2 separate regions of the Homo sapiens genome follow, and region 2 is linked to region 1. Evidence: chromatin contacts called from ENCODE Hi-C or POLR2A ChIA-PET data. All regions are on one chromosome and are shown on one strand. Each heading gives the region's core, a stretch centred on a gene start or an enhancer-like site at or near the end of the contact. The rest is flanking DNA. Distances are from core to core; before and after follow the strand shown. Region 1 holds the start of OR52H1 (olfactory receptor family 52 subfamily H member 1). Region 2 overlaps TRIM22 (tripartite motif containing 22).

Evidence for each region. Hi-C counts contacts between places; a loop is a spot of excess contacts on that map. ChIA-PET counts read pairs that join two places held with the same protein, here RNA polymerase II (POLR2A). Pooled maps may share reads with other maps.
Region 2: a loop to region 1 is called in a map with no recorded cell type, with 3 times the contacts of the local background. The contact joins the enhancer-like site here to the promoter of OR52H1 in region 1. A Hi-C loop is called at or near these places in 3 of 37 single-sample maps with no recorded cell type and 4 of 50 pooled maps. POLR2A ChIA-PET finds 5 or more read pairs at or near these places in 1 of 52 experiments (CD8-positive, alpha-beta T cell).

What each region holds. Positions count from the first base shown.
Region 1 is chr11:5,545,941-5,553,535 of GRCh38, forward strand. It overlaps OR52H1 (olfactory receptor family 52 subfamily H member 1), which reads right to left and starts at 2,600. Exons shown (of 2, transcript NM_001005289.5): 1 at 2,512-2,600. It also overlaps the pseudogene OR52H2P.
Region 2 is chr11:5,699,104-5,706,698 of GRCh38, forward strand. It overlaps TRIM22 (tripartite motif containing 22), which reads left to right. Exons shown (of 8, transcript NM_006074.5): 5 at 7,491-7,513. Among named protein-coding and RNA genes, the nearest start is that of TRIM22, 13 kb to the left of the region's middle. Within about 2 kb of position 1,453, at least 2 of the 41 ENCODE cell types and tissues checked have a DNase peak (open chromatin) inside an H3K27ac peak, as active enhancers do.

The sequences.
Region 1 (7,595 bases), core at 1,350-3,849:
CTTGCTCTGTCATTGTGAATTATCTGTCTCTGCCCCCAAGACAACTGTTTGCTTCTCTTAAAGCTACCTGATGACTGTGGCTCTTACATTTGTAAGATCAGCACCCCTTTATTGCCATCTAAAAACCTAATTCAGTTCAGCAAACACCAGATGAGTTCCTACACTATGCTGGATAACATGTGTAAGTCAGATTTAAACTAAAAAATTCCCTTATAGCTGAGGTTCACTAGCCTTTCTCCTCAAAAAAAAAAAAAAATTCAATAGTTTTCCAACACTTTATATACTACGTAAGTGAATAATATTCTAATACTGTGGACTTAGTGACACTATCAGTCAAGGTTTCTGTCCAAAAGAAGGACTGCTTTTTTGTGAACATACATCTATTAGAGAGACACATCGACCCAAGACACATACTCTCTCAAACACAGACCCTTAATACTTACATTCTCAGGCATATCCAGACCTACACTTACATTCTGTCATATATTTTGCCACCATATATTTACCCATACATAATCTTACACAATTACAAGCCCCCTGTCCTCCCATCTTCCCCCGACACATGTGCTGACAATATAAACAAAATGTTTCACAATTAGATTTTGTCACTGTCACAGGCTTTGTAAATTCCTAAAACCTCTCCACTGGTCCTATACCTTCTTCCCCAGTAATGCCTCTATAACAACTCACAGCACTCCCAACTTGTCTGAGGTCATCCTTTATTCATACATATGTGAGGAAAGGTTTTCTCAAGTTTTTGTATTTCCATGAACTCAAATACAACAGATGTTCATGAAGTCATCCAAAAGCATTCACAAACACACACGGGTGCACAGACGGTTAACTCTCTCATTTAACAATCAGACAAATCCACAATGTGGAAAAATCTACAACAATCTGTTTTCTTTTTTCAAGTCAATGCCATTAAAGGGGGAAGGGGAATATTAGATAAGGAAAATCCATTTCCAGATTAAAGTACATTTAAGAGAAAAACAAATAAATGCAGTGTGGTTATTTATTTATTTATTTTATTGAGACAGAGTCTCACTCTGTCACCCAGGCTGGAGTGCTGTGGCACGATCTCGGCTCACTGCAACCTCCGCCTCCCCGGTTCAAGCGATTCTCCTGCCTCAGCTTCCCGAGTTGCTGGGATTACAGGCGCCCGCCACCACCCCCAGCTAATTTTTGTATTTTCAGTAGAGACGGGCTTTCACCATGTTGGCCAGGCTGGTCTCGAACTCCTGACCTTAGGTGATCCACCCACCTCAGCCTCCCAAAGTGCTGGGATTACAGGCGTGAGCCACCACGCTCGGCCTGCAGTGTAGTTCTTGATTGAATTCTGTTTAAACAAACCAGGTATTGAATTCAATTAATGAATAGTTAGGGAAACTTAAATATGGACTAGGTATTGAGTGATATAAAGGAACTAGTGTTAATTTTATCAGCAATAATTATGGTATTATGGTAGATACACATACATACTCTCAGGCATCCACAGTATGTTAGCAAAATATTGGCACAGAGCATGTACTCTGGAGCCTCAGAAAGCTAGGTTTCACAATTTAATCCTGGTTCCACAATTTACTAGCTATGTGAATCTGGGCAAGCTATTTAAACTACATGATATTTGGGTTCCTATGTTTTTAAAAGAAATTAATATTTCTAATTTTTATAATTATTATTAGGACAAAATGATACACATTGAAAAAAGAATTTTTTTTTTGAGACAGAGTCTTGCACTGTTGCCCAGGATGGAGTGCAGTGGCACAATCTTGGCTCACTGCAACCTCCACCTCCATGGTTCAAGTGATTCTCCTGTCTCAGACTCCCGAGTAGCTGGGATTACAGGTGCCCGCCACTATGCCTGGCTAATTTCTTTGTATTTTTAGTAGAGACGGGTTTCACTATGTTGGCCAGGCTGGTCTTGAACTCCTGACCTTGTGATCCACCTGCCTCAGCCTCCCAAAGTGCTGGGATTATAGGCGTGAGCCACCACGCCCAGCCGAAAAATATTCTTTAATATAGTACCTGAAACATAGTAAGCATGTAACAAGTTTTACTTCTTTATATTAGGTTATATTTTATATCATTAGTATTATCATTAACAACCAGACCATGCAGTGGAAAAGAGAACAGAAATTGCAAGATGGATAAAAATTAACAGGAGCACCCCTGGGCATACACACATACCAGCACACTTAATTCTACATTTTAAGTTAGAGTTATGGACTCTTGTCACATGTCTGAAACAGAAATTTCCTAACACTGCTAACTGTGGTCATACTTAACGCAGCTGTGTAATTGTCCATCTGTTCTGATCTTTTGATGCTTAACTCAGTGGAGCATATACACAAGTACTGGAGATCAGGACCTCAGTTTATAAATGGGAGTTGCTCAGGAAAGAAAATTATAGTGCCCAGCCCATGGTCCCTAAGAAATAGAGCCCTGGCTTTTCACTCACTTTCTCTAAGTCTTGTCCCAATCAAACCCCTTCAAACAGCCAATACTCACCAAATCTTGGGGATCAGGCCAAAGGGAAAGAAGAAAGAGTGTGTTGACAAAATCTACAAGACAGCAGACACACCAACCAAAAAAAAACATGAGTGGAAGGAAAAGGAAGGACGTTAGAGAGGTTGATTCCCTGTCCATTTATTTTCTCTGATCACTCACTGCTCCTTGTGGGGAAAAGGTAGGTAGTTAGGGGATTAGAGACTCTGACATGCCCTCTTCTCACCCTCAAGGGAAGAAGATGAAAAAGATTCTATTAACCTTGTTCATGCCTTTGAGTTAACACTGCCTTAGAGTGCTTTATTTATTTATTTATTTGTAAGCTGATGTGTATGTGGGTGGAAAGCTGTGTGTATGTGCCTATCATATCACCCAGGTTTCAAGTTCATGCCCTCACTTACCAGATAAAGGACTTTGGATGAGTTACTTAATTTCCATTAAAAGGTGGTCATATTAGTACCTGTCTCTCAAGATTTTATAAGGATTGACAAATTAATAGGATACTGCTAGTGAAAATGCTTAACATATCGGCAAACTTATGGTGTAAAGGAATAACCTAGGGCACCTGTTAAGATGAAAATTATATGGCCCACATGAAATAATTCTAATATTATCTTTTAAAAATTCCAGTGGCTTTAGGGGTACAAGTGTTTTTTGATTACATGGGTGAATTGTATAAGGTTGAAGTCTGGGTTTCTAGCGTACCTGTCACCCATATTGCGTAGATTGTACTCAATAGGTGATGTTTCATCCCTCACCCCTCTCCTAGCTTCTCCTCTTCTGGGTCTCCAATGTCCATTATACTACTATGTGTGCCCTTGCATACCTATAGCTTATCTCCCACTTATAATTTTTAAAACATTAAACTTCATTAAACATTTTTATTGGTAAAAACAATATGAGCAAATAAAATATATTCTTATGGAGAAACTGTTAGGTCTACCAGCTGGTACTGTCAGGAATTTCTGCAAGTCCAGATATCAATTTTTACCTAAGAGGCTTTTACCCAACAATTCTGAAAGCCAAGTCAGTTTTTGTCAATGTTTGTCAAACGTTTGCTAAATATTGTTGAATGTGTTAATTAATAAAGATTGCCAGGAGTCCACTCAGTACTCTGAATGTTCTAGAATATCTGGAATAAACCAGAACTAATGAGATTAGTATTGTATTGGCTCCCAACAGAATTTTTACCTTTCGCTGAATAAAAATTGAGGTTGCTTCACCTCTCTATACTAGGATAAGGGACTGAAGAGTCACATGAACTTGTGTATTCTGTAAGAATGTGATTAATTGCATCACTTACTGCCTATTCTTTAAGAGCTTTCTAAAGATATTTCTCCATTCTTCATATAAGAAGTAGTTTTGCTTCTCTAACAATTAACTGTCTGTAACTTATAGCCATCATGAATTATGTAGCTAATCATGTTTAACTCTCACATAGACTGTTAGAAAGCTTACAGCTCAATTTCTGACCCACATATAATAAGAGAACAAAAATTCATAGCAGGTGGAAAGTGTATTTTCGGCCTATTTTTTGTCTTAATTTTTAAAAATCTTTCTACTTTTCTTTTTGCCTTTTCTATTTATACTTTGTAATATGCCACATAACAATGTTTCTGAACAATTGTCCCATAAGATTACAATACCATATTTTAGAGTACCTTGTCTATGTTTAGACATGTTTAGATGCACAAATACCATTATATTATACTTCCCTACAATATTCGGTATAGTAACATGATGTACAGTTTTGTAGCCTAGGAGCTATAGAATATAATAGAGAGCCAAGGCTGTATCACACAGGTTTGTGTAAGTACACTCTATGATATTTGCACAATAATAAAATCATCTAACAACACATTTATGAGACTCTATCCTCATTGTTAAGTGGGACCTGACTATATTTTTATTTATGGTATGCAAAATACATCAAGTAATTTTGGAAACAATGCATGTAGCTATTGTCACATGTTAAGAGATAGACTATAAATTCAAACACAATTCTCCGAGTCCAAAGGACATTCTTTTCTATTAAAACTATATGTTGAGAGCCATTGTAGAAATAAAAATTCAATGACATGTGAAAAGGGTAGTAGCACGGGGATGGGAAAGTAGTCTCAAGGTAAAGAGACCATGAACAACTCTGATATTTTGAGTCAAGTGAAAGCAGTGAGGGTTTGAACTACTGGGGTAGGGGAGGAGGGTGCCTGCACTCAGCCGGGGAATCCAAGAGGTTATTTAGAAAAAAACCACAGGTTTTGAGGACGTATCAGATTTGAAAGGGAAATAAGACATTGATTATCATTGCTGCCTGGCAGACACCTAAAAATAAGTATTACTGACCAAGTGACTGAATGACTCACTATGACCAAGTTATGCATACTGGATTTGAAGAGACAATGAATCATACAGAGGTACATTTTTGGCTTGTGACTACATCTCTATGGAGATACAAACATGAAAAAAATTGAGACCACCAATGCTTCCAATTGGTCAAGTCTTAAACCCACTTCTTAGTCTGTACGTGCTTTACCATTTTACTAGCCATAGGAATTTGCCTTCCTCCTTTTATTCCTTGTGGAAAACTCCACCCACCCACAACTCATTTGGCTTTCTCAAGGTTGAGTTAAACATTGAGTTTTATCATTGCCTTATCCCTTTGCTTAATATAAACACCTGCACTCTTAAATTAATAATTTTATGATTATTTGCCATTTATTTATTTGATAAATGTTGCCTATGTCCCTAGTGTGTGCTAGGTATTATACTTGATGTTGTTTAGAAATTAATAGGAGTGAACAAAGTAAAAACCCAGAACCCTGCAGAGTCATCAAAGAGGTAATTTTCCTGCCTTGCTATGATGTATAAATAAACTACCATGATAAATAAATCTGAAAAACCATTCAGATTTGCCAATCATTACATTGTCTTCATTAAAAGTTTTATAATCACTTTAGAGCAATCATAAGGAATTACAAAAGTTCTTGTTTCTAGAAGTCAAAAAATATTTATTATTTCCTAGACTCAGAACTTACTTTGCTATAACTGAAATGATTGAGTAGACTTCTGCCTCAAATCACAAAGAAAGCAAAACTCAAGTTTTCGTTAATAAATTTTAGTCTGTCCTTTCTCTTGGGTGTCTGAACACAGGTTCAGTCTTTGACCTAACACACACTAGGAACTTGTCCCTACCTCCAAGAGCTCAGGCACCTATCACTGGGACCCCTTGGGAAAGAGCAAAAGGATTCTGTTCTGGATTTGCTTGGTCTTTATTCTGTAGACAATAGAGTTGAGAGCAGGTGGAATGATTACATAAAGGTTGGCAAACATAATATGAAAGGTATGAGGGACATTATGCCCAAAGCAATGGGCAAGAATGGAGAAGAATGCTGGTATATAGAATATGAGGATAACACAGACATGGGAACCACAGGAGCAAAGGGCCTTCTGACGGGCATCTTGGGAGGGGAGGCAAAAGACAGCACAGAGGATGAGGGTGTAGGAGACAGCAATGAGGATCACGTCTGTCATCACCGTCATGATGGGAACACAAAATCCACACCAGATATTGATGGAGATATCAGCACAGGCAAGCTGGGCAACACCTATGTGCTCACAGTATGTGTGAGAAATGATATGTGTCCTGCAGAAGGGTAAACGATTCACAAGGAAAACACATGGGACAAAAACACAGAAACTTCGGAAACATATTCCCACAGCAATTTTGACAATGGTTTTGGGAGTCAGAATAGTAGTGTATCTCAAGGGTGAGCAAATGGCCATATAGCGGTCAAATGCCATGGCCAGCAGTATAGCTGAGTCCAACACAAAGCTATAGTGCAGAAAGAATAATTGGGTGAGACAGCCAGGGAAACTGTTTGGGGACCAAACCAGAAGATGCTAAGTGTTTTGGGGACACATGTGGTGGACAATATGAGATCAGTAATGGCCAGCATGGAAAGGAAAAAGAACATGGGTGCATGAAGACTGTGCTCTACCACAATGAGGTAGAGAAGGATACTATTGGCCACGACAGCCATGAGATAGATTAAGCAGAATGGGATGCTGATCCAGACGTGGTACTGCTCAAGTCCAGGGATACCCAAAAGGATGAACAGGCCTGTACCATGGTCACTCATGTTGTACATGGCCTTTAAGATCAATAGCTTCTGTGTCCTAAAAACAAATTGCTTATAATGAACATGAGGAAATTGTATGGTAATTCTTCCTCCACTGCTTCCTAGGGGCTGGTCCGCCTCTTTCCTATATTCCAAGAAAAAACCTCTCATTGATATTAACAGCAATGTTCATCACTTGAAGAAAGACTCTCAGACCCAATACTTCTGATACTAATCATCCAGTTACTCTAGAATCTTCTTCAAACTGCATAAACTGCTGTTCCCATTTTAATGACTGAGTTCTCCCTGGGTCAATGTAAGTTGCTGCTATATAAATATGAGTATAGAGAAAAGTAGTCTAACTACATGCAGGGATAGAAAGAAACTGAAAAATACTGGGTCACAGTTGGGAAAATGAGATAATTAACAATTACTGACTCCTAGTACATGCCAGTTTCTTGAAAAATATTATCTTATTTAGAAAAACCTTCTGAGATACGTATTTTTATCCACCTCATTTTTTTTTTTTTTTACAGAAACTGAAACTGAGACATAATCTTACCTAACATCTCACCTTTAGTAACTAGCAGAGCCAAGGTCATTAGATTCCACAGCCACTACTCTTTCATGTTGCTGTTACACCAGGTAACTGCTTCAACTCACTGTGAGATGCCAAGAATTCAGAAGAGGCGTGGACGTGTAGCAAAGGATGTAAAGAAACGGATCACTGGAACTGTAATTTGTCCCAACACTGACCCTACCCCAATTTCAACGACTGTTCTGATATCTCAGACACTACATAGAGAGACTTAAGGCTTGTAGACCAGAATGTTCTCTGAGATTGTGATGTTTGATGCCTCCTATATGAATGAAATGAGAAAGGGTATGAGGCTCAATCTCAGTCCACCCTTAGGAATTAATGAGGAAATCTTGTTTAAGAATCAGAGAAAATTGGTTTGTGTGCTTTTT
Region 2 (7,595 bases), core at 203-2,702, 150 kb after region 1:
TTCACCAGTTGGTGGCTATATGAATATTTTCCAGTTAGGGACTATTATGAATAATGCTACAGTAAACATTCACTTACATGTCCTCATACAAACATGTTTTCATTTATCTTGAGTAGATTTTAAGAGTGTTGTATGTTGTGGCCGGGCGCGGTGGCTCACGCCTGTAATCCCAGCACTTTGGGAGGCCGAGGCGGGTGGATCATGAGGTCAGGAGATCGAGACCATCCTGGCTAACAAGGTGAAACCCCGTCTCTACTAAAAATACAAAAAATTAGCCGGGCGCGGTGGCGGGCGCCTGTAGTCCCAGCTACTCGGGAGGCTGAGGCAGGAGAATGGCGTGAACCCGGGAAGCGGAGCTTGCAATGAACCGAGATTGCGCCACTGCAGTCCGCAGTCCGGCCTGGGCGACAGAGCGAGACTCCGTCTCAAAAAAAAAAAAAAAAAAAAAAAAAAAAAAAAAAAAAAAGAGTGTTGTATGTTGTTTATGTATAAGTTTTAAGTTGTCGTACTATTTTCCAAAGTTGTTACTCACTTTATATGAGTAACAATACAAAAGCTTATAAAAAGCAATATAAAAAGTTTCTAGGTTCTTCACATCCTTGTTAATACTTGATTATTTCCTTTTTTTTTTTTTTTTTAGTTACAGCCTTTCTAGTGGGAACATAATGGTATCTCAATGCAGTTTTGATTTGCTTTTTCCTAATAACTAACACTGCTGAAAAGCTTATTATTTCCACATGTAGATTCTGTACCTTTTTAAAGAGTTTTTTCTGTTTTACTTTTGGTGCTATTGTAATTTTTTTTTTATTTCAAATTTCAATTCTTCATTGCTGGCACATAGAAAGGAAACTGACTTTAGTATTTTAATCTTGTATATTGCAACCTTGCTATAATTACTTATTAGTCATAGAAGAGTTTTTTTTTTAATGTCAATTCTTTGGCATTTTCTACATGGAGAATCATGTCATCTGAGAATAAAGTTAATTGTTTCATACTCTGCAGTTTGTATGGTTTTTTTTTTTTGGTGTATTTTTTTGGAGACGGAGTCTCTTACTGTTACCCAGGCTAGAATGTGGTGGCACAATCTCACCTCACTGCAACCTTCACCTCTCAGGTTCAAATAATTCTCCTGCCTCAGCCTCCCAGGACTAGCGCACACCGCCACACCTGGCTACATTTTTTTTGTATTTTAGTAAAGACAGGGATTCACTGTGTTGCCCAGGCTGGTCTCGAACTCTTGAGCTCAGGCAATCTGCCCGCCTTGGCCTCCCAAAGTGCTAGGATTAAAGGCGTGAGCCACCGCGCCTGGCCAGCAGTTTGTATAGTTTTTATTTGTCTTTGCTTGTTTTATTACACTAGCTAGGACTTCTAGTACAATGTTCAACAGGGATGGTGAGAGGGGATATCCTTTCCTTTTTTCTGACCTTAGGGGGAAAGTACTCAGTCTCTCACTTATAAGTATGATGTTAGCTATAGGAGTCTTTTTTTTTTTTTTTTTTTTTCAGATTTGTAATGAAGTTGAGAAACTTCCTCTTTTTTTCTTTTTTTTGAGACGCAGTCTCGTTCTGTCACCCAGACTGGAGTGCAGTGGCACGATTTCGGCTCACTGCAAACTCTGCCTCCCGGGTTCAAGCGATTCTCCTGCCTCAGCTGGGACTGCAGGCCGCCCACCACCACATCCAGCTAATTTTTGTATTTTTAATAGAGACAGGGTTTTGCCATGTTGGGCAGGCTGGTTTTGAACTCCTGACCTCAGATGCACCCGGCCGAGAAACTTCCTCTTTATTCCTAGTTTGCTGAGACTTTTTATCATGAATGGTGTGAATTTTGTCGAATAGCTTTTCTGCCTCAGTTGATATAATCATATGATTTTTCTTCTTTATTGATATGGGAGATTACATTAATAATTTTCAAAGATTGAACCAGCTTGCATACCTTGAATAAATCCCACTTACTTGTGGTGCACAATTTTTATATATATTTTGTTGGATTTGTTTTACTAACGTACTGTTGAGAATTTTTGCATCTGTGTTCATGAGAGATACTGGTTTCTGGTTTTCCTTTCTCATAATGTCTTTACTTGGCTCTGGATTAGGGTAATGCTGACCTCATAGAATGTGTTACAAAATAGTCCATCTCCTTTCATTTTCTGAAACAAATTTGGGGAGAATTTTAATAATTTCCTTCTCCAACTTTTGGTAGAATTCATCAGTTTACCAATAAAACCCACTAAGCCTATTTTTAAAGTGTTGCTTAATATTTTGGAGTATTACAGCTGTCTGTTACTGATTACTAGTTAAATTCTATTGTTGCGTAAGAAAACATTTTGTATGAGTTCAATTGTTTACATTTGTTAACGTGTATTTTGTGGTATAGAATGTGTTATAGCTTGGTTAATTTTCAATGTGAGCTTGAGAAGAATAGATATTTGCCTTTAGATGGAATATTCTATGAATGCCATTTAAATCAGTTGCTATATAGTGTGCTGTTCAGGTACAACTGTAGCGGTAATCATTTCCTGTGGCTGCTGTAAGAAATTGTCACAAACTTTATAACTTAAAACCTCATACAAAAAAATTGTCTCATAGTTCTGAAAGCTCAGAGCCCAAAATCAATGTACCAGCAACCACCAGAAGCTAATAGGGAAGCGTGGAACAGATTACAGCAGGGACCAACATTACCAATATCCTGATTTTGAACCTAGCCTCAAGAACTGTGAGAGACTAAATCTCGGTTGTTTAAAAACCATACAGTTTGTGCTGCTACGTTGTTAGAGCAACCCCAGAAAATTAAAACGCCTACCATTTTTCACTGTTTTCTATTGACCGTACTTGCTCTTTGCTTTTTTTTCCCTTCCTCTCTTTTTCTGCCCTCTTTTAACTATTTTGTATTATTCAATTGATTATTTTATATTATTCAATTTTCTTTCCTCTCTTAGCTTATTAGTTATATATTACTAATATACATCACAAATATAGCTATATTAGTTATATATAATATACATAACTAATATATATTAGTTATATATTACATATACATAACGAATATATATTAGTTATATATTACATATACATAACTAATATATATTAGTTATATATTATATATACATAACTAGTATACATAACTAATATATATTATATTATATATAGTTATATATAATATATAACTAATATGCCTAAAGGTATATATATAAATATAACTAATATGCCTAATAATATAACTAATATAACTAATAATAATATAACTAATATGCCTAAAGGTATATATATAAATATAAAACAAACATACAAATATATTTGAAATATAAAAATATTTTAAAAATATAAACTTTTTATAAATATATAAAAATATATTTTAAAAATATAAATAACACTATACATATATATATAAAGGCTTAGTGGTTTCCCTGGAGTTTGCAATATGCATTTACAACTAATCTAAGTCTAATTACAAATAACACTATACCCCTTCACATGTAGTGCAGGTACCTTAGAGCAGAGTATCCTCAATCTTGAGTAACGTTGCTGTCATTCATTTCACTTATCCATAAGCTGTAATCGCCCACTACATTGTTGATATTATTACTTTAAGCCATTATCTTATATATTAGTTGAGAATCAGAAAAACAAAATATTTTATTTACCTTTACTTCTTTTTCAGTGCTCTTTCTCTCTTTGTGAAGATCTGAATTTCAGACATATACTCTTCTTCCCCCTGAATAATGTCTTTTAACGTTTATGGCAAAGTATTTCCTTCATTATTGCGGGACAAAATTTCTGAATATAAAATTCTTGAGTCATGGGTGTTATTCTTTCAAAACTTTAATATTTATTCCACATGCTGAACTTTTACTAGTTTTAGTAGTTGTGTGTTTGTGTGTGTATATTCTTTGAGATCATTTACATACTGAATCATGCTGTCTGTAAATAAATATAGTTAATTTTAAAACTGCAACTTTTATTTTAGATACAGGGAGTATATGTGCAGGTTTGTTACATGGGAATATTGGGTGATGCTGAGGTTTGGGATACAGATCCCATCACCCAGGTAATGAGCATATTACCCAATCAGTAGTTTTTCAACTCACACACCCTCCTCCCTCCCCTAGTGTAGTCTGTAGTGTCTATTATTTCCATATTTATGTCCACGTATGCTCAATAGTTAGCTTCCACTTATAAGTGAGAACATGCAGTGCTTGATTTTCAGTTCCCGTGTTAATTTGCTTAGGATTATGGCCTCCAGCTGCATCCATGTTGTTGCAAAGGACATAATTTTATTCTTTTTTTTTCTTTTTTTTTTTGAGATGGAGTCTTGCTCTGTCACCCAGGCTGGAGAGCAGTGGCGCAATCTTGGCTCACTGCAAGCTCTGCTTCCCGGGTTCAGGCCATTCTCCTGCTGCATCCTCCCGAGTAGCTGGGACTACAGGCGCCTGCAACCACGCCCGGCTAATTTTTTGTATTTTTAGTAGAGACGGGGTTTCACCTTGTTAGCCAGGACAGTCTCGATCTCCTGACCTCGTGATCCGCCCACCTCAGCCTCCCAAAGTGCTGGGACTACAGGCATGAGCCACCGCGCCCGGAAATTTTATTTTTTTTATGACTATGTAGTATTCCATGGTGTATATGTACCACATTTTGTTTATCCAGTCTACTATTGATGGATACCTGGGTTGATTCCATGTCTTTGCTACAAGCAAGAAAACAAAGAACCCCATTAAAAATGGGCAAAAGTCATGAACAGACATTTATCCAAAGAAGACATACAGGTGGCCAACAAACATATGAAAAAATGCTCATCATTGCTAATAACCTGAGAAATGCAAATCAAAACCACAACGAGATACCATCTCACAACAGTCAGAATGGCTATTATTATAAAGTCAAAAATTAACAGATGCTAGTGAGGCTACAGAGTAATGGGAACATGTACTCTGTTGGTAGAAATGTAAATTATTTCAGCCATTGTAGAAAGCAGTCTGGAGGTTTCTAAAAGAACTTAAAACAGAGCTACTGTTAGACCCAGCAATCCCCCTGCTGGGTATATACCCAAAGGAAAATAAATCATTCTACCAAACCAAATATAGTTTTACTTCTCTTTCATGCTAGATGTCTTATTTCTTTTTATTTTTACTCTTTTCTTCTTTATCTTTCTTTTTTTTTCTTTATTGCACTTGATAAAACTTCCAATACAATGTTGACCTTAGTGGTGAAACCACACACGCTAGTCTTTTTCTTGATTTTAGGAGGAAGTAATTCAGACTTTCACTATTAATTATGTTATTAGTTGTATACTACTTATACATGTTTCTTATCAGTTTTTAGGATGTTCTCTTTTATTATCAGTTTGTTGAGAGGTTTTATCTGAATGGATGTTGATTTTCTTGTTGAATTTTAGGAGTCATTTATAGATTCTGGATATTAATACCTTATCAGACATATAATTTGTAAATATGCTTTCCCATTCTGTAGATTGCCTTTTCGCTCTCTTCATAGTGTTCTTCATAACTTAAAAGTGATTTTTTTAAAGTTTCATTTTGGTAAAGATCTGTTTATTTATTTTTTTCTCACATTGCCTTTACTTTTTGTATCATAGCCAACAAATCACTACCAAATCCAATGTCATGCAATTTTCCCCTTTTCTTCTAGGAGTTTTATATCTTTAGGTCTTTGATTTATTTTTAGTTATAGTGGTTATATGGTATAAGTTATCTATTTTTAATGTTATTGTAGCCATTGTATTATATTGTGCCCTGTTTCACAAACAGTTTGGTAATAAGGGTGAAGAGGTGGCAGAGAGCTGAGGAATGTGCCATTTTTTGCAAACAGTTTGGTAATAAGGCTGAAGACGTGGCAGACAGCTGAGGAATGGACCATAGAGGACAATATTTGTTTGTCTGTCTAACCTCTATTCCTTTTGATTGTTTCTTTATAATAACTTTTGAGGAACCATCCCTACCCTGCCTCATTCCCTGCAGTTGGTTAAAGTAGACAAAATTAGTAGCATTAGGCATGTATATGTTACTCAGTTCTGGCAAATCATTATATCCAACTCTTATATTTTTACCAACTTTACAGTAATTATTTTAAGATATATACTTGACTCAATTGGAGTCGATGGTTTGCATGCCTTAGAATTTTACTGTCATGAGTAAAAAGAGCCGTTGTCTTTTCTGATGGGTATCATATCAGGGATAATAATTTAAACCAGGAGAGTCAAGCTGATGCCATAATTAATCTGAAAATAAGTCAATATAATAGGTATGAAATATAATTTTTAGAAGAAAAACCAGATTCTGATGGCAAGATTTTAGTTTAAAGATGTAGCTATGAGTAAAATTATACTTGACCCCTTGAATTTGTTTTTTAAAAATTTAAACCAGTTTTAGTTGGTTTTGTCAGATATTACAACAACAAAAAAGCTAATACAGGCAGTGAAACTATTTCTGAGGGTGTGAAGTCAACTGGAGGTCAAGTCTTTGTTGGTATAAAGGGGGTCAGATCAGACAGCGGGAGATCAAATATATTGGTACATACTTGTTCAAAAAAATAAAGGAAATAATGGTTATGGTGAGAAAGAAAAGATAGCTAAAAACAGTTAAAAATGTAAACTAGTCTAGGTTAATAAAATGTTGGAATCCAGGATAAAATTTTATAGTTTCAAAGATGATGACTAAGTGGATATTGACACTATTCGGGACAGTGGGGTGTAAATAGTTGGGAAATAGTAAGTTACATTTAAGACCTACTCAGTTACTTGGTCCTGTGGCTTGTTTCATACTGAAAAATGTATGAGATCACCTACAGTGGAGTTTAGTCAGCATACACAGTGAGTACATGGAGGCCAGACAAACTTTTAGTTGAAATGCTTGCTTGCTTTTGCTCACGGCAACAGTACACTTCTTAAGGACTTTTATTATTAATTTTCATCATTAGATCCCTAAAGCCTGAAAAAATATAGGGCAAACGTATTTCGCTGTTTTGTGTCTGTTGATGTATAAAATAAAAACACAATGAATTAATGAGGTTTTCTCATTAAAAATGTATAAAAATATTAGAGCTCCTCCCTCTTTTTAAAATATATTCCTTCTTGAGATACTTGAAGCATCTTCCTAACACCCTCATCTTAGTCCTCTGCAGTGGTCAGTCTGAATCTTATCTCCACACTTTGTCCCCAGTCTGTGACCATCTATTTATTCCCACCATATCCAGGGATAGTAAGAGTGTGGGGAGGAAGGTGGATAAAACTTTGTAAGATAGGAGGGCCTATTACTTTTTTGAGCATTGCTAGACAAAATACAGGATGCTCAGTTAAAGTTTAATTTCAGATAAAAGAAATGTAATATTTTTAGTATAAGAATATCTTAAATATTATAAGGGTCATATATATAACAAAAAATATATTGTTTATCCCAAATTCTAATTGAACTAGCCACTTTTATGTTCTAAATCTGGCAACCCTATCTTGACTCATGTTTTCTATCTTTTCCCCAGGATGTGATTGACGTCATGAAAAGGTATATGTGGAAGAGAGATGTGGTCTTATTTGTCTGAAAAGAGAATTATAGTCCTGAGAGATATCTTCCTTCAATCAGAACA